Regions from separate parts of the Homo sapiens genome. Here region 1 is linked to region 2. Evidence: read pairs that join two places in POLR2A ChIA-PET (ENCODE). Cell type or tissue: Caco-2. All regions are shown on one strand. Links, peaks and the distances in the headings refer to the core of each region. The heading gives the core; the rest is flanking DNA. Region 1 overlaps NIPSNAP1 (nipsnap homolog 1). Region 2 overlaps AP1B1 (adaptor related protein complex 1 subunit beta 1).

Region 1 (15,406 bases), core at 424-4,423, 200 kb before region 2:
ACTTGAACCCAGGGGGCGGAGGTTGCAGTGAGCTGAGATCGTACCATTGCACTCCAGCCTGGGGAACAAGAGCGAGACTTCGTCTCAAGAAAAAAAAAAAAAATTAGCCAGGCATGGTGACACATGTCTATAGTCCCAACTACTCCGGAGGCTGAGGCAGGAGAATCCCTTGAACCTGGGAGGTGGAAGTTGCAGTGAGCCGAGATCGTGCCATTGCACTCCAGCCTGGGCAACAGAGTAAGACTCCATCTCAAACAACAACAAAAATTAGCCAGACGTGGTGGTGCTCACCTGTGGTCTCAGCTACTTGGGAGGCTGAAGTGGGAGGATCATTTGAGTCTGGGAGATAGAGGATGCAGTGAGCCATGATTGTGTCACTGCACTCCAGCCTGGGTGACAGAGTGAGACCCTGTCTCGAAAAAAGAAAAAAAAAATAGAAGAAAAAAGAAAGATGAAGCTGAGCTAGGATCAAAACCTGGATTTGTCCAGAGCTTGTGCTCATAAGCACTAGTTCTGCTGTTGGTGTTAAGGATGGAAAGGACCCCTGATCCCTGAGTGAAGTCACTCTGGGTCAAGGTCTACCTTTTTTTTTTTTTTTGAGACGGAGTCTCATTCTGTCAGCCAGGCTGGAGTGCAGTGGCGCGATTTCGGCTCACTGCAACCTCTGCCCTCTGAGTTCAAGCGATTCTCCTGCCTCAGCCTCCCAAGTAGCTGGGATTACAGGCGCCTGCCACCGCACCCAGCTAATTTTTTGTATTTTTAGTACAGACGGGGTTTCACCATCTTGGCCAGGCTGGTCTTGAACTCCTGACCTTGTGATCCACCCGCCTCGGCTTCCCAAAGTGCTGGGATTACAGGCGTGAGCCACCACGCCCAGCCTAAGGTCTACCATTTCTTTTGTTTCATACTTTTCAGCTTTCATCATTTTCATGCAAGAATGTCTTAGCTCCTCTTTCATTCATTTCTCAAACTTGGACTGCATTCTCACCATGTGCCCAGCACTGCTCCAAGCATAGGGGATACAGCAGGGATACAACAGAACAGACAAGGATTCTGCCCCGCTAGGGCTGCCTCCAGTTTAGAGACTGACAATAAACAAAGCACATAATAAGCCAAAAAGTATAGTGTTTTTTTTTGTTTTTAATTTTTAGTAGAGATGAGGTCTTGCTATGTTTCCCAGGCTGGTCTCAAACTCCTGGGTTCGGCCGGGCATGGTGGATCATGCCTGTAATCCCATCACTTTGGGAGGCCAAGTCAGGCAGATCACTTGAGGTCAGGAGTTCGAGACCAGCCTGACCAACATGGTGAAACCCCGTCTCTACTAAAACATACAAAAATTAGCCGGGTGTGGTAGCACGCACCTGTAGTCCCAGCTACTCGGGAGGCTGAGGCAAGAGAATCGCTTGAACCCAGGAGGTGGAGGTTGCAGTGAGCTGAGATTACGCCACTGCACTCCAGCCTGGGCAACAGAGTGAAACTCCATCTCAAAAAAATACAAAAAAAAAAAAAGGCCAAGTGTGGTAGCTCATGTCTGTAATCCCAGCACTTTGGGAGGCTGAGGCAGGAGGATCACCTGAGGTCAAGAGTTCGAGACCAGCCTGGCTAACATGGTGAAAACCCATCTCTACTAAAAATAAAAAATTAGCTGGATGTGGTGGCACATGCCTGTAGTCCCAGCTACTTGAGAGGCTGAGGCTGGAGAATTGCTTGAACCTGGGAGGCGGAGGTTGCAGTGAGCCCAGATCACGCCACTGCACTACAGCCTGGACGACAGACTGAGACTCCATCTCAAACAAAACAAAAAAAAAAAAACAACTCCTGGGTTCAAGCAATCCTTCCCTCTTGCGTCAGCCTCCCAAAGTGCTGGGATTATAGGCATGAGCCACTGGGCTAATCCTAGTATAGCGTTTTAGAACGTGCTCTGGAACAAGATAGAGAGCAGGAAGAGAGGGCTTGGGGAGGTCAAGGGTAGGAGAACATTGTAATTTCACTGAGAAAGTGACATTTGTACTCTTGCAGATGTACCCTTGGGGATGCTGGCTTGGAGTTCAAACCCTCCTCTGAGATCTTTGACAAGCTCCTTCTTGGATTTTACCTGTAGAAAACAGCTTTAGGGATGGGCTCCACCACCCTGCTCATTTGACAGATGGGGAAACTGAGGCCCACAGGCAGGAAGGATTAGAGTAGTGGGAAGAGACGGGAGCCCATCAGAGCTCCTGAAGTTTCCAGTGTTCCAGCCCCTAATCTCTTTCTTCAGGGCTGGCTATTTGACTGATATTTATCTTGGTCAGTGCTGATGTTAATAAATTACTCTGTCTAGTCCTTTCTAGAGCAAAGGTCTTGGTTGATAAATAGTAGGAGCTGCTCTCCTCACTGCCCATCTCCCTCCAGGGGAAGCAGCCCCTCTACATTAAAACCAAAGGTCAGGTCCCTCAGTGCCCAACCTGAGGTGGGGATTGGCTTTCAAGGAAAGAGCGCTGGGTTCTTAACTCTGCCCTCTGATTTTCTGTGCGGCCTTGGGCAAGTCCCTTAAACTCTCTGGGCTTCTTTCCATTTTATCCTCGCGAGAATGGGAATACTAATAGTACCAATACTATAAGATCATTGCATAGAATCAGTGAGATCCTGCAACTGAAAAGTACATCACAGATCCCTGGCTTAGAGCCTCCCTTATTCTGGTCCAAAAACTTCACAGACCGCACTACCCATCTAATGATAATTGTCTTTTTTTTTTTTTTTTTTTGAGACAGAGTTTCGCTCTTGTAGCCCAGTCTGGAGTGCAATGGCACGATCTCAGCTCACTGCAACCTCCGCCTCCCGGGTTCAAGTGATTCTCCTGCCTCAGCCTCCCGAGTAGCTGGGATTACAGGATTGCACCACCATGCCCAGCTAATTTTTGTATTTTTAGTAGAGACTGAGTTTCACCATGTTGGCCAGGCTAGCCTCAAACTCCTGACCTCAGGCAATCCGCCCGCCTCGGCCTCCCAAAGTGCTGGGATTACAGGCATGAGCCACCGCACCAGGCTGATAATTGTCTTTTTGCTAATGAAGCAGATGCATGTACAATGATCGAGAGAGTTCATGAATTCAGAAATGCTTAACACACTTTAAAATCTTTATAAAAAATTACAATGAATAAAGAAAAATTTAGCCATCTCCTATTCCTCTTTCCCAGGTAAGCAGTATTAACAGTTTGGGACAAGTAATTTATTTTCTTTTCTTTTTCTTTCTTTTTTTTTTTTTTTTTTTTTTTTTTTTTTTGTGAAGATGGAGTCTCACTCTGTCATCCAGGCTGGCGTGCAGTGGCGTGATCTTGGCTCACTGCAGCCTCCGCCTCCTGGATTCAAGCAGTTCTGCCTCAGTCTCTCGAGTAGCTGGGACTACAGGCACACATCACCACTCCTGGCTAATATTTTGTATCTTTTTTTAAGTGGAAATGGGGTTTTGCCATGTTGCCCAGGCTAGTCGTGAACTCCTGAGCTCCAGCAATCTGCCCGCCTCAGCCTCCCAAAATGCTAGGATTACAGGCATGAGCCACCATGCCCAGCCTCTTTTTTTGTTTTGTTTTGTTTTGTTTTGTTTTTTGAGACAGGGTCTGCTCTGTTGCCCAGGCTGGAGTGCAGTGGCCCGATCTCAGCTTGCTGCAACCTACGCCTCCTGGGTTCAAGCGATCTTCCCACCTCAGCCTCCTGAGTAGCTGGGACTACAGGCGCACTTGACACTCGACCACACCTGGCTAATTTTTTTTTTTTTTGAGACAGAGTTTCACTCTTGTTGCCCAGGCTGGAGTGCAATGGCCTGATCTCGGCTTACTACAACCTCCACCTCCTGGGTTCAAGCAATTCTCCTGCCCCAGCCTCCTGAGTAGCTGGGATTACAGGCATGCACCACCACGCCTGGCTAATTTTGTATTTTTAGTAGAGATGGGGTTTCTCCATGTTGGTCAGGCTGGTCTCAAACTCCCGACCTCAGGTAATCCACCCGCCTTGGCCTCCTAAAGTGTTGGGATTACAGGCGTGAGCCACCGTACCCAGCAATTTTTTTATTTATTGCAGAGACAGGGCTTCAGACTCCTGAGCTCAAGTGATCCGCCTGCCTCGGCCTCCCAGAGTGCTGGAATTATAGGCGTGAGCCACCATGCCCGGCCCATTTCTCATTTTTATGCTTATACAAACATATCACCACTTTGGCCCAGCGCAGTGGCTCATGCTTGTAATCCTAGCACTTTGAGAGGCCGAGGCAGGTGGATCATGAGGTCGAGAGATCGAGACCATCCTGGCCAACATAGTAAAACCCCGTCTCTACTAAAAATACAAAAATTAGCTGGGCGTGGTGGCACACGTCTGTAGTCCCAGCTACTTGGGAGGCTGAGGCAGGAGAATCACTTGAACCCGGGAGGTGGAGGTTGCAGTGAGTGGAGATCATACCACTTTACTCCAGCCTGGCGACAGAGCAAGACTCCATCTCAAATACAAACAAATGAACAAAACAAAACAAACATATCACCACTTTAAGATTATTTTTAAAAAGAAATTTTTTTTTTTTTTGAGACATGGTCTCTGTCACCCAGGCTGGAGTGCAGTGGCCTGATCATAGTTCATTGTAGCCTTGATTTCCTGGGCTTCATGCGATCCTCCTAAGTCTCTCAAGTGGCTGAGACTACAGGCATGTGTCACCACACCCGGCTAATTATTGTATTTTATTTTATTTTATTTTATTTTTTTGAGATAGAGTCTCACTCTGTTGCCCAAGCTGGAGTACAGTGGCAAGATCTTGGCTCACTGCAGCCTCAACCTCCCAGGCTCAAGTGATCCTACCACCTCAGCCTCCCAAGTAGTGGGACTACAGGCACATACCGTCATGCCCAGCTAATTTTATTTTTTGTAGAGACACGGTCTCACAAGTTTCCCCAGGCTTGTCTCATGGCCTCAAGCAATCCTCCTGCCTCAGCCTCCCAAAGTGCTGGGATTACAGGCATAAGCCAGTCATATTTATTATTTTTTTTGTAGAGATGGAGTCTCATTTTGTTGCCCAGGCTGATCTTGAACTCCTGGGCTCAAGTGATCCTCTGACCTCAGCCTCCCAAAGTACTGGGATTACAGGCATTTAGCCATCGTGCCCAGCTGATTTTATCCGTCCCAATGGCTGCTCCATATTTTGGAAAAAATTGATTGATTTTTTATTTGCAAGACATTTGTCCTTTTTTTTTTTTTTTTTTTTGAGATGGATTCTCGCTCTGTTGCCCAGGCGGGAGTGTGATGGTGCGATCTTGGCTCACTGCAACCTCTGCCTCTCAGGTTCAAGCAATTCTCCTGCCTCATGCTCCTGAGTAGCTGGGATTACAGGTGCACACCACCACGCCTGGCTGATTTTTGTATTTTTAGTAGAGACAGGGTTTCGCCATGCTGGGCAGGCTGGTCTCGAACTCCTGACCTCAGGTGATCTGCCTGCCTTGGCCTCCCAAAGTGCTGGGATTGCAGGCGTGAGCCATCACACCCAGCCTAAGACATTTGTCTAACCACATAAAAGTCTTAAAAAGGGATAGGGCAGCCGAGTATTTGTATTGTAAAAATACGAAAATTACCTGGATGTGGTGGTACGCGCCTGTAATCTCAGCTACTCAGGAGGCTGAGGCAGGAAAATTGCTTGAACCCGGGAGGCCGAGGTTGCAGTGAGCCGAGATCGCACCACTGCACTCCAGCCTGAGCAACAAGAGCAAGACTCTGTCTCAAAAAAAAAGAAAAGAAAAAAAGAAAAGAAAGGATAGGGCTTCCTGTGACCTCACTTGGAAAAAACAAAAGAGAAAAAAGAAAAAAGGGATAAGGCTTGCTGCCACTCAGGGATCCCTCTTGCCAGGCTCCCTGGCTAGGAATTGTCTCCATTGGGAGACTTCCTTTTCAGGCCTGGCTGCAAGCTGCACCAAGGCTGTGGAGCGGGAAGATTGGTAGTCTCAAAATAAGCACCCCTGCCTCCTGCTGGGACCTTGGGTATGTGTTTAGGATGGGAGTGCAGTTCTGGTCCAGTAGGAGCTGGCAGCAGACCCTCCACTGCCCTTAACCACAGTGCTCATGGGCAAAGCACATAATCATATTCATTGATCATTCATTCATTCATTCTCAGTATCCTATGGAGATGGGCAGAGCAGGTGTTGGCTGGATGAGTGAATGCATCTTGCTTTGCAGTGCCTTTTACTCCCTCTATCTGCCAAACCAGTCCTGGGGACTGACCAGCTCATCTCCTCCTCTGTAGAGAGTCTGCCCAGGTTGCCAGAAGCAGAGTTAAGGCTAGTTCACCTGGGCTCTTCCAGAGACCCCTCCTATAATTGTGTCCCAAGGCCCATTTCTCCTAGTGGACTATGAGCTCCTCAAGGACAAAGCTTATTTGTATTTGGCTTTCCATGTGTGGGGTCAGGGTGGGGACATGGGCCAAGTGCACTGTGAGAGTGCTGGGGAGGACGGTGAGAGCAGTCTTCTCGTTAGAGGGGACAGAACTTGTACAGAAAGCACAGAGTAGCAGATCCTGGTGTGTTCAGGGAAGAGCACACCTGGAGAGTGAGGTGTACAGGTGAGGGGGCAGGAGGGGAGGCTGACAAGTTAGGTTGGGTTGTCAAGGGCTTTGGGCATGATGCAAGGTGGATTTGGGGTTGATCCTCTTGGCGAGAGGCTGGAGTTATATGACCCAAGTAGAGGACCTCTTGGAAGGGGGATGAAGTGGAGGCAGGGAGGCTAGAGAGAGAAGTGGGAGGTGGGGCTGCCTCTCCTGGCGTCCTGAGGCTCTGCAAAGCTTCAAGAAGCCAACTGGGCAGCTGGAATATCTGTAGAAAGGAGCTGGCTCCAATAGCATTTCACAGTCTGGAGCTGCCACAGGACTCCGTGGCCCTGTTCCCAGAAATGTGGGTCACTGGTCTAGGGGAGCAGGACATCCAAGTGGATGGAATTGCTGGGGCTCCCCCAACCTCCGCGCGTCCCCCTCAACTCCTCTGTCCTGCAGTTTCTATTCCAAGGACAATGAAGGCAGCTGGTTCCGCTCCCTCTTTGTTCACAAAGTGGATCCCCGGAAGGATGCCCACTCCACCCTGCTGTCCAAGAAGGAAACCAGCAACCTCTATAAGATCCAGTGTGAGTGGCTGCTGAGCTGACCAATTTCTGCCCTTTCAGGGGCTCTGGGGGCCTGTGAGGCTCCAGGAAGGAGATGGGAGGGTCTGGAATGTCCTCAGCTGTCCTGGGACCCCTGGCCTTGATGGGCTCCCCTCACCCCAAGTTCTTCCCTGTGTACACACCCTACCTCACTTCTTGTTCTCTGTCCTCTGTTGCAGTTCACAATGTAAAGCCTGAATACCTGGATGCCTACAACAGCCTCACGTGAGCACCCTGCATCCATACATCCCATCCCCTGCTTGGGTGGGGAACACACTTTCAGCAAATTTGCGGAACATCCTCCACCCTGTTCTTTTCTGTAGAAATCCAGGAGATGTAGATTTCTTTTATTTCTGCCTTTTTCTTTCTTTCTTTCTTTCTCTCTTTCTTTTTTTTTGAGATGGAGTTTTGCTCTCGTTGCCCAGGCTGGAGTGCAATGGCGCGATCTCGGCTCACTGCAACCTCTGCCTCCCAGGTACAAGCGATTCTCCTGTTCCAGCCTCCCAAGTAGCTCGGATTACAGGCATGCGCCGCTAAGCATGGCTAATTTTTTTGTATTTAGTAGAGACAGGGTTTCACCATGTTAGTCCGGCTGGTCGCAAACTCCTGACCTCAGGTGATCCACCTGCCTCGGCCTCCGAGTGCTGGGATTACAGGCATGTGCCACTGCGTTTGGCCCCATTTTCTTTCTTTCTTTTTTTTTTTTTTAAGAGATGGTCTCCAGGAGGCGGAGGTTCCAGTGAGCCGAGATTGCGCCATTGCACTCCAGCCTGGGCAACAAGAGCAAAACTCTGTCTCACACACAAAAAAGAGAGATGGGATCTCACTTTGCTTCCCAGGCTGGTCTCAAACTACTGGGCTCAAGCAATCCTCCTGCCTCAGCCTCCCAGTGTTGGGATTACAGGTGTGAGCCACTGTGCCCAGCCAGGATGTAAATTTCAGTGTCGGAAGTCCTGAGGGCCTCTTGCCTAGCTTCTGCATTTTAGAGATGGAGAGTCTGAGGCCCAGCCCCAGGGTCTGTTTGAACTGAGTTTGAACCCTTATCTCAGAGGCCCTGGTGGCTATGTGAACCCTGCCCCTCTCTGCACCTCCCCCACAGGGAGGCTGTGCTGCCCAAGCTTCACCTGGATGAGGACTACCCATGCTCACTCGTGGGCAACTGGAACACGTGGTATGGGGAGCAGGACCAGGCAGGTAAGGCGCTCACCTCCCTAGTGCCATTGCCACTGCCCAGCCCTGGCCTCCAGCACCTTTCACACCTGGCTGTTCTCCACTCCCTCTCCACAACAGCACCTGGTGGGGCTCTTACTAAAACCTCATCACCTCACTCCCCTGCTCAAATACCTGTCCTGGCTCCCCTGTGCCCTCAAGGTGACCCGTGAAGCCTGTGACTCCTTCCCGGCCCTGCCCCCAGCCTCATGGCACCAAATCCTCCATGCCTCGCTGTGCTGTCCCACCCAGGACTCAGTTCCTCAGATTGACAGTTTCACTCTTTAGTTCCAGACTACTGCTCATTCTCTTTCTTCTGCCTTAAGCATTATTTCTTGTTTGCCTGCTTTACCTGGATCACTGTCTTTTATTCTTTTTTTTTCCGAGACTGAGTTTCACTCTTGTTGCCCCAGGCTGGAGTGCAGTAGTGCAATCTCGGCTCACTGCAACCTCCGCCTCCCCAGTTTAAGCAATTCTCTTGTCTCAGCCTCCTGAGTAGCTGGGATTACAGGCATGTGCCACCACGCCCAGCTAATTTTGTATTTTTAGTAGAGACGGGATTTCACCATGTTGGTCAGGCTGGTCTTGAACTCCTGATCTCAGGTGATCCACCTGCCTCAGCCTCCCAAAGTGCTGGGATTACAGGTGTGAGCCACCGCACCCGGCCTTTTTTTTTTTTTTCTTTTTTCTTTTTTGAGACAGGGTCTCGCTCTGTCACCCAGGCTGGCAGATAGTGGCACAGTCTTGGCTGACTGCAACCTCCACCTCCTGAGTTGAAGATATTCTCCTGCCTCAGCTTCCCGAGTAGCTGGGATTACTGGCCTGTGCCACCAGGCCTGGCTAATTTTGTATCTTTAGTAGAGATGGGGTTTCACATGTTGGTCAGGCTGGTCTCGAACTTCTGACCTCAGGTGATCCACCTGCCTCGGCCTCCCAAAGTGCTGGGATTACAGGAGTGAGCCACCACTCCCGGCCTTTTTTTTTTTTTTTTTTTTTTTTGAGACAGGGTCTTGCTCTGTCACACAGGCTGGAGTGCAGTGGCATAATCTTGGCTCACTCGAGCCTCAATTTCCCAGGCTCAAGCAGTACTCCCACCTCAGCTTCCTGAGTAGCTGGGACTATAGGTGCGCTCCACCATGCTCGGCTAATTTTTGTGTTTTTTGGTAGAGACGGGGTTTCTCCATGTTGCCCAGGCTGGTCTTGAATTCCTGAACTCAAATGATCCTACCTCCTCGGCCTCCCAAAGTGCTAGGATTGTAGACATGAGCCACCGTGCCTGGCCTTTCAGTTTTATTCATTTTTAAATTTTCATTTATTTATTTATTTTTGAAACCAGGTCTTGTTACCCAGTGGGGAGTGCAGTGGTGTGATCACAGCTCACACAGCCTTAACCTCCTGAGCTTAAGCAATCCTCCTACCTCAGCCTCCTGAGTAGCTGGGACCACAGGTGCATGCCACAATGCCCAACTAATTTATTTTAAATTTTTTGTAGAGACGGGATCTCCCTATGTTACCCAGGGTGGTCTCAAACTCCCGGGCTCAAGCGATCCTTCCACTTTGGCCTCCCAAAGTGCTGGGAGTACAGGCATGAGCCACAGTGCCTGGACTATTCACTTTTCTATTTTGGCATAGATGTCACCTCCTCCTGGAAGGCTGCCGAGATTTCCTCCACGCGGGCTGGGTCAGGCACCTTCCTTAGCTCTCCAGGCCTCAGTAATTACCTCCTCACGCCCTGATCATGTACCCCTATAGCTGCCTGTTTAGTTGTCTGTCTCCATATATGGGTGAATCCCCAATATGCAGCACATATTTGTGGAATAAATAGGAGTTCTTCTTGTCTGAGCTGGTGTCTTACAGTCCCAGGGGCACCCCTAGCATGCCCCATCCCAGCCTAATAGACACATCAAAGTTGGCACCAGCTATAAGAACCCACACATGAATTTGGCTGACTCACAGCATCTCAGCCACTCAAAGGGACCTCAAATTCAGACCCACACTGTCCAAAATGATAGCCACTAACCACATGTAGTTATTTATTTATTTATTTTTTTGAGATGGAGCCTCGCTCTGTACTGTCACCCAGGCTGGGGTACAGTGGTGCAATCTTGGCTCACTGCAACCTCTGCCTCCTGGGTTCAAGTGATTCTCCTGCCTCAGCCTCCTGAGTAGCTGAGGTTACAGGCGTGTGCCACCACACTTGGCTAATTTTTGTATTTTTAGTAGAAACAGGGTTTCACCATGTTGGTCAGGCTGGTCTTGAACTCCTGACCTCATGATCCTCCCGCCTGAGCCTCCCAAAGTGTTGGGATTACAGGCATCAGCCACTGCGCCTGGCCTATTTATTTATTTTTTTGAGACAGCGTCTCACTCTGGTTTCCCAGGCTGGACTGCAGTGGTGCAATCACAGCTCACTGCACCCTTGACCTCCCGGGCTCAGATGATTCTCTCACCTCAGCCTCCCAAGTAGCTGGAACTACAGGTGTGCACCACCACAGCCAGCTAATTTTTTATATTTTTAGTAGAGACAGGGTTTCGCTATGTTGCCCAGGCTGGTCTTGAACTCCTGGACTCAAGCAATCCGTCAGCCTTGGCCTCCTGGACTACTGAGATTACAGGTGTGAGCCACTGCGCCCTGGCCTCACATGTAGCTATTGAAATTTATATTAGTTAAAATTACATAAAATTTAAAGTTCAAGCTGTGTGCCAAGGTGCTCACCTGTAGTCCTAGCTACTTGGGAGGCTGAGTTGGGAGGACTGCTTGAGCCCAGGAGTTCGAGGCCGTGATTGAATACCATCACACCTATGAATAGCCACTGCACTCCAGCCTGGGCAACACAGTGAGGACCCTGTCTCTAAAAAAGAAAAAATTCAGGACTGAATATGGTGGCTTATGCTTATAATCCCAGCAGATTAGGAGGCTGAGGTGGGAGGAACACTTGAGGCCAGGAGTTTGAAACCAGCCTGGGCAACATAGTGAGACTTTGCTTCTATAAAGAAAATACATATTAAAAAAAAAAGAAGAAAAGATTTTAAAAAGAAAAAATTCAGTTTCTTAGTCATACTAGCTACATTTCAAATGCTCACTCATATACACACAGGCTCATGCAGAAAGTACTTTTGGACAGTACTGGTTTAGAGTGTCTGCATAGCACAGCCATAACAGATGGTCCTCTAAACTTCCCTTGAACACTCCTAGCCATGAAGAGTTCACTTGTAAGCCAATCTATTTCATCCTTTGACAGCCCTGATAATCGTGTCTTTGAAAATAATCTGTGACCTGCAGATAGATAGGTGTATCTCCTTAATCAATTATTTGGTTTCCGTAACAGACATTAACATATTATTTATGTTTTATTTTTATTATTTCCATTTAGAAACAGGGTCTCACTATATTGCCCAGGCTGGAGTTGAATTTCTGGGCTCGGGCAATCCTCCTGAGTAGCTGGGACTACAGGCGTGTGCCATCATACCTGGCTAGACACTGATATGTGGCTAAGGGAATAAGAGAAAAGCAAATTGCCTTCAGTTTCAGCCACTACAGCTTTCCCATTTTAAGCTTGACTTGATCAGCTCCAGCAGTATTCCTTGAATTCTCTTAAGCATTTGCTAGTTGTGAAATGAACTCTGAGGGATGGGATCCTGACTTTTTCTTTTTTTTCTTTTTCGAGACCGAGTCTCACTCTGTTGCCCAGGCTGGAGTGCAGTGGCGTGATCTCAGCTCACTGCAACCTCTGCCTCCCGGATTCAAGCAAGTTCTCTTGCCTCAGGCTCCCGAGTAGCTGGGACTACAAGTATGAACCACCATGCCTGGCTAATTTTTGTATTTTTAGTAGAGATGGAGTTTCACCATCTTGGCCAGGCTGGTCTCGAACTCCTGACCACAGTTGATCCACCTGCCTCGGCCTCCCAAAGTGCTGGGATTAAAGGCGTGAGCCACTGCCCCTGGCCTTTTTCTTCTTTTTATTTTTCTGTTTGGGACAGGGTCTCGCTCTGTCACCCAGTTTGGAGTGCAGTGGCATGATCATAGTTCACTGTAACCTTGAACTCCTAGGCTCAGGCGATCCTCTCACCTCAACTTCTCGAGTAGCTGGGACCACAGACATGCACCACCATGCCTGGGCTAGTTGTTTTGTTTTGTTTGTTTGTTTGTTTTGTAGAGATGAGGTCTTGCTATGTTGCCCAGGCTGATCTCAGACTCCTGAGCTCAAGTGCTCCTCTCCTGCCTCAGCCTCCCAGAGTGTTGGGATTACAGGCCTGAGCCACTGCGCCTGGCTGATCCTGACTTTTTAAAGCATACCCTACATTTTTTGTACCTTGAAGTTCAGTCCCTCACATAGTCAGCTGAATCATGTTGAGCTGTACGCTGGGAGTAGGGTTCAAGAATCTACATTTTAATAAACTTGTAAGAACCATTGATCCATCTCCTATGGAGAGCACCACAGTTGTTAGACAATTCCTTCTTCTTGGCTGGGCGCGGTGGCTCATGCCTGTATCCCAGCACTTTGGGAGGCTGAGGCAGGTGCATCACCTGAGGTCAGGAGTTCAAGACCAGCCTGGCTAACAAGGTGAAACCCTGTCTCTACTAAAAATACAAAAATTAGCTGGGCGTGGTGGCATGCGCCTGTAATCCCAGCTACTTGGGAGGCATAGGCAGGACAGTCTCTTAAATCCAGGAGGTGGATGTTGCAGTGAGCTGAGATCACGCCACCGCACTCCAGCCTGGGTGACAGAAAAATAAAGAAAATTCCTTCCTCTTGCCAATGATGCTGTCCTTGTAACTTTTCTCCGTTAATCCGTTTTCCACAGGTCATTCCTGGTTTTGGTAGATTTCTATCCATACAGTACTTTTGCCATTTCCTTTGGGAAAAAGACCTTTAAACCATAGGGTCAGGCCATTTTGCAGATGGGAAAATCAAGGCACAGATGGAGTCAAAAAACAGGTGAAGGTCAGGCTGGGGATGGGGATGGGAAGTTACAGAGTCTGAGTTTCTAGACTGCTGGCAGCCAGCTGCCCTTAGCTCTAGCTTGCCTGTGTGATCCCCTGGGGACCTTCCTCCGCTGATGGGCCCAGCCATGCTCCCAGGATGGCAAAACTGTTCCTTTCTTCTCCTCCACAATTAATTAGGTTTCTTTGTTACTAGGAATTAGATTAGTTTCCTGGGGTGGCCAGCATACCGCAAACTGGGTGGCTTAAAATAACAGAGGTTTATCCTGTCACAGTTCTGGAGGCTGGAAGTCACAAATCAAGGTGTTGACAGGGCTGTCCTTCCTCCTAAGGCCTTAGGGGAGAACCCTTCCTTGCCTCTTCCAGTTTCTGGGGATTGCTGGAAACTCTTAGTGTTCCTTGGCTTGTAGACTTGTCATTCTAATCTCTGCCTCCCTCGTCACATGCTGTTCTCTCTGTGTGTCTCTGTCTTCACATAGTGTTCTCCTGTGTCCAGATCTCCCACTTCTGATAAGGACACTAGTCACTGGACTCAGGGCTCACCTAGTATAATCTCATCTTAGGTCGATTATACCCACAGAGACCTATTTCCAAATAAGGTCACATTCTGAGGTTCTGGGTGGGCATAAATTTTGAGGGGACATTGTTCAACTCAGTGCAGATAATATGATTTTTATTTATTTTTATTTTTATTTATTTATTTTTTGAGACGGAGTCTTGCTCTTTTGCCCAGGCTGGAGTGCAGTGGTGCGATCTCAGCTCACCACAACCTTTGCATCCCAGGTTGAAGCGATTCTCTTGCCTCAGCCTCCTGAGTAGCTAGGATTACAGATGTGCATCACCACGCCCAGCTAATTTTTGTTTTAGTAGAGATGGGGTTTCGCCAAGTTGGTGAGGCTGGTCTCAAATTTCCGACTTCAGATGATCCACCTGCCTCAGCCTCCCAAAGTTGATTATTTATTTACTTGAGACGGAGTCTCACCCTGCCACCCAGGCTGGAGTACACTGGCACAATCTTGACTCACTGCAACCTCTACCTCCTGGGTTCAAGCGATTCTCCTGCCTCAGCCTCCCGAGTAACTGGGATTATAGGCATGTGCCACCACACCCAACTAATTTTTTTTTTTTTTTTTTAAGATGGAGTCTCGCTCTGTTGTCCAGGCTGGAGTGCAGTGGCATGATCTCGGCTCACTGCAAGCTCTGCCTCCTGGGTTCATGCCATTCTCCTGCTTCAGCCTCCCGAGTAGCTGGGACTATAGGTGCCCGCCACCACGCCTGGCTAATTTTTTGTATTTTTAGTAGAGACGGGGTTTCACTGTGTTAGCCAGGATGGTCTCGATCTCCTGACCTCGTGATCCACCTTCCTCAGCCTCCCAAAGTGCTGGGATTACAGGCGTGAGCCACCGTGCCCGGCCCAGGATTTTTATAAATTCTAACAGTACAAAGAGTTTTCCATGCAAAGTAAGCTTCCCTCCTGCCCGAGGCCCCACAGGCCTCCATTCTGTGTCCCAGGGGCATCTACTGTCAATCTCTTTTTTTTTGAGACGGAGTTTCGCTCTTGTTGCCCAGGTTGGAGTGCGATGGCACAATCTTGGCTCACCGCCACCTCTGCCTCCCAGGTTCAAGTGATTCTCCTGCCTCAGCCTCCCAAGTAGCTGGGATTACAGGCATGCGCCACCACACCTGGCTAATTTTGTATTTTTAGTAGAGATGGGGTTTTTCCATGTTGGTCAGGCTGGTCTCCACCCACCTCAGCCCCGCAAAATGCTGGGATTACAGGTGTGAGCCACTGCGCCTGGTCTACTGTCAATCTCTTAAGTCGCCATTAAGAGGTGATGCATAAATTAGCATCTCTGGATGTCCTTGCCACCTCAACACATGAGGTAGCATACCACACATCCTCTTCTGTTCCTTGGTTCCTTTTTTCAATTCACTGTCTTGGAATGTTCCATATCAGCCCATCAGTTCTCCCCTGTTCTTTTGTTCAGCTGCCCCTCTAAGGCCTGGTGGTCTTCCTTATGCATGCCACTGCTTCCAGGGTACAGGACACATCTGATCTTCTTGTTGCTATTTAAGGAAGGTGGGGTGGGAACATTATTCCCATTTTCAAGATGAG
Region 2 (4,000 bases), core at 1-4,000:
AAACACAGAAAGATAGTCTATATTTCTTGTTCCTAAAATTATATTTAGATATATGAAGACAAAATTTGAAAAATATTGAGAACTTTTTTTCCTTTAAGCCTAACCCTAACTTCAGCAGCTAAAAACCAAAGTCTTTAGATGGAAATGTTTTTTCTTCTTCCCTTTTTTTTCCTTAGGACCTAGGACCTCTTTTTCCCTCTCTTAGATCATGTTACATCTTTGTCCCTGGACACTGTTTCCAAAAGTCTCACCAAGGGCTTCTTTATACATCTAGAAAACATAAGAGAGAAAGCTACTATATTTTAGGCTTTATTGCTCAGTTCCTTTTCTTTTCTTTTTTCTTTTTTTTTTTTTTTTTGAGACCCAGTTTCGTTCTTGTTGCGCAGGCTGGAGTGCAATGCTGCGATCTCACCTCACTGCAACCTCTGCCTCCCGGGTTCAAGTGATTCCCCTACCTCAGCCTCCCGAGTAGCTGGGACTACAGGCACCCGCCAGCATGCCCGGCTAATTTTTTGTATTTTTAGTAGAGATGGGGTTTCACCATGTTGGCTAGGCTGGTCTCGAACTCCTGACCTCAGGTGATCTGCCCACCTGGACCTCCCAAACTGCTCGGATTACAGGCGTGAGCCACCATGCCCAGCCTCAGTTCCCTTTCTTTAATTCTAAAAAATGAAGTTAACCAGAACTGTTTCTGGGATGTGACATCAAAGTCATAATCTTTCAAATGTGGGTGTGAGAAATATTAAGATTAAGAGAGGACAGCCACACTGGCTCCTCAAGGGTGAAACCAGTTGTTCCAGGTATGCCCCTCTTTTAATTTTGACCATGCCATCCCCTTGAGGCATTTCTTGGCCTGTAAATGCTGAAATTGAGGGGGGGATCCCAGCCCAGAATGCTGTCTCCTTAGCAAAGTGACTCATTATACTGGCCAGAGCAGTTTCTGAATCAAAAATTCCCCGTAATTAACCACTTTAAAAAATTTGCCCTGACACTTCCAAAGATGGAATCCAAACCCTAAGCTTTTTCTTGCCTAAATTTGCTGGCTTTTTTTTTTTGAGACGGAGTCTCACTCTGTCGCCCAAGCTAGAGTGCAGTGGCGCGATCTCTGCTCACTGCAAGCTCCGCCTCTGGGTTCATGCTTCTCCTGCCTCAGCCTCCTGAGTAACTGGAACTACAGGCACGTGCCACCACACCCGGCTAATTTTTTTTATTTTTCATAGAGATGGGGTTTCACCATGTTAGCCAGGATGGTCTCGATCTCCTGACCTCGTGATCTGCCCACCTCAGCCTCCCAAAGTGCTGGGATTACAGGCATAAGCCACCGCGCCCAGCCGCTGCCTGCTTTCAAATATGATTCGTGTACCCGATCAGATTCATCAGAGAACAAGGTCTCAGCCCCTTTGGCCTCTATGGGGTAGGGATACAGTGCATGATAACAGCCAAGCAGGTGCCAGGAAAAACACCAGTCTTTCTCATGGCATCTATGAGTCTGAGCCCCGTTAGGACTGAACTGTAGGGTTTTTTCCATTCCTGCGGAGAGAATGAGAAATCTCTTGCACTGATATCCATCCAAGAGGCAACTGCAAGACCAGGTACCAGCATTAGGTGCTCACAATGGAGAAAGGACACGAGGAGATAGCTGCCCTCAGTACATCACTAAGCTGTAGGTAGGGAATCATTCATGGTGAAGTGAGGTGTTTTGTTTTGTTTTGTTATCTGTGTTTTGGGGTGGCTTTCTAAAGCGTTTCACTTTTCTCCGCATCTCCTCCCTTCTCTACTTTAATTTCCTGCATATGAAACAACTTCAGAGGGATACATTTCTGCATCATCAGTCCCATTGGGCCCTCTGCAGAGGGATATGTGAAACAGATACTGCGGAAAAAAGCTGCAGCCAGCACCAGTGCACTGAGTGGCAGTTAAGTTTGTGAGTAGTTGCTTAGCACCTGTAAAAGGAAGACTGTCACGGAAAGCTCAGCGCTGTTGGGGTATCTGCAGCTGTGCTTTGACCAGCTACCCTGCAGCTGTGCTTTGACCAGCTACCCTGCAGCTCTGTCACTTTTTTTTTAAATCCCCAGAAAGAAAGGCTTTCTCACCCGTTTCTCCTCTTGGTCAGTTGCATACAGCACCCATCTGTCACCAGCAGGTTGCGTCCTGGGAATTTAGGGCCCTCTGATGTTGTATTGGGCCTGCAGGGGAGGGGACAGGCTCTGACGGCTTTTTCTTCTGGAGAGGCAAGAAATTCCGAGCAGCTCTCACATTAGTTATCTAAGGTATTTTGTTTGTTTTATTCACTTTTCTTTCTTTCTTTCTTTCTTTTTTTTTTTTTTTTTGAGACTGAGTCTCACTCTGTCGCTCGGGCTGGAGTGCAGTGGCACGATCTCAGCTCACTGCAGTCTCCACCTCCTGAGTTCAAGCAATTCTCTTGCCTCAGCCTCCCGAGTAGCTGGGACTACAGGCACATGCCACCACGCCCAGCTAATTTTTTGTATTTTAGTAGCGACGGGGTTTCACTATGTTGCCCAGGCTGGTCTCAAACTCCTGAGCTCAGGCAATCTGCCCACCTCAGCCTCCCAAAGTGCTAGGATTACAGGCATGAGCCACCACGCCCGGCCACTTTTGTTTCTTTTTAGATTTAATGTTGGAGTGGTTTCTGTGTTACTTTCTGTGTTTCTTTGTGGCCTGTGAGTTTTAGCCCCTTTTGTCTTCAGTTATCCCTCTTACACTCAACCTTGAGAAATGATATTATCCTATTATTTTGGATACTTTTGGCAGTTACACTCTCAAGTCTGTGACTTCTGGAACCATGCAGATCTTTATTGTAAGACAGAAATCCCATTATCTGATTTACCTGCCCATTTTCAGAGGTCCCCAAAGAACCCCTAGGTTGGTGAGGTTTCTTTGAGAAAATGGCTTTATGTGTGTGCAAAAAAAAAAAAAAAAAAAAATCGTTTTTAATGTCGGTAAATTCCTGTTGGAAACAAATGCTAACTAGTTACGTAACAGGGCTGCCAGAGAGCAGGCTGAGGCTCCCTGGGATTTTCAGTGGCCCCTTTTCATTTCTTTCAACAACTATCAATTGAATACTTGCTATGTGCCGGGCCTGGGCCAGGCATGAAAGAGGAGGGCGAACGGGAGCTGTGAGCCTGGCGCATGCGGGGCCTTCCTTTGTGGATCTGTCTACAGCCATGACTCATGCTGGGAGGACCAGCAAGTTTAGAGTCCCCACTGTGGGACTTGCAACATCAGACGCAGTGGGCTCTTCTGCTCTTTCCTGCAGCTCCCATAGAAAAGTGCCATCCTTCCTTTTCAACTTTGCAAAGCAAAAGGGAAGTAGAATTGTGCCTTTTTTTGTACTGTTTTGTCAGTGAAGCCTTTATTCCTTTATTCCTTCAGGATCCACAAAGGATTTAAGGTGACCCCAAGACAGTACGTATTTGTTTCCCAGTGATTACTGAAACAAAATCTATGGGTGTCTCTCGGTTGGGAGGCTTGCTCAGTGCCATCCTGCCATAAATACAAGCTTAATTTGGAAAAATCCAATTGGGCTGGAGAGGAGGTGCTGTGTTGGCTTGGTTTCCAGAGGCTGTGAAATGACTCCTGATCCCTCACATCCGTTGCACTAGTAACTTTCATCTTGCCCCCGTATAGTAATGACTTGAAAGGAGATATTGGTGGGTTATTTGTTTGAGTCCCTTCCATAGACGCAACAAAAGAGATAAAGTGAAGTGGGTTTTCTCCATTCAAATGTCTGTTTTTTGGAGTTGTGTGGTTTTCTATACCACATAAAACTACAGGTAGGATTGGAAGGCTGTACTTGAAAGTCTCAATGTGTTTTTTTTTTGCGGGGGTGGGGCGGGGAGACAGAGTCTTGCTCTGTCACCACACTGGAGTGCTGTGGCACAGTCTCAGCTCACTGCAACTTCTGCCTCCTGGGTTCAAGTGCTTCTTGTGCCACTCAGCCTCCCAAGTAGATGGGACTACAGGTGTGCACCACTGCGTC

The links. Peaks named below come from ENCODE experiments on the same cell type or tissue, not always from the same donor. Only the 100,000 strongest peaks of a DNase experiment are listed, where the experiment ranks them.
Region 1: POLR2A ChIA-PET joins it to region 2 with 6 read pairs; 5 of 35 experiments call an interaction of 5 or more read pairs at or near these places.

Annotation. Positions count from the first base shown.
Region 1 is chr22:29,562,117-29,577,522 of GRCh38, reverse strand. It overlaps NIPSNAP1 (nipsnap homolog 1), which reads left to right. Exons shown (of 10, transcript NM_003634.4): 2 at 6,991-7,118; 3 at 7,316-7,361; 4 at 8,236-8,330. Among named protein-coding and RNA genes, the nearest start is that of NIPSNAP1, 11 kb to the left of the region's middle. RefSeq lists a silencer at 6,289-6,583 and an enhancer at 8,049-8,343. In Caco-2, for the core only: no CTCF peak of the experiment used is centred there; a DNase peak (open chromatin) is centred at 2,392; H3K4me3 peaks cover 235 bases.
Region 2 is chr22:29,368,783-29,372,782 of GRCh38, reverse strand. The region is part of intron 1 of AP1B1 (adaptor related protein complex 1 subunit beta 1); the gene reads left to right. Among named protein-coding and RNA genes, the nearest start is that of AP1B1, 18 kb to the left of the region's middle. In Caco-2, for the core only: a CTCF peak has its summit at 2,120; a DNase peak (open chromatin) is centred at 2,172.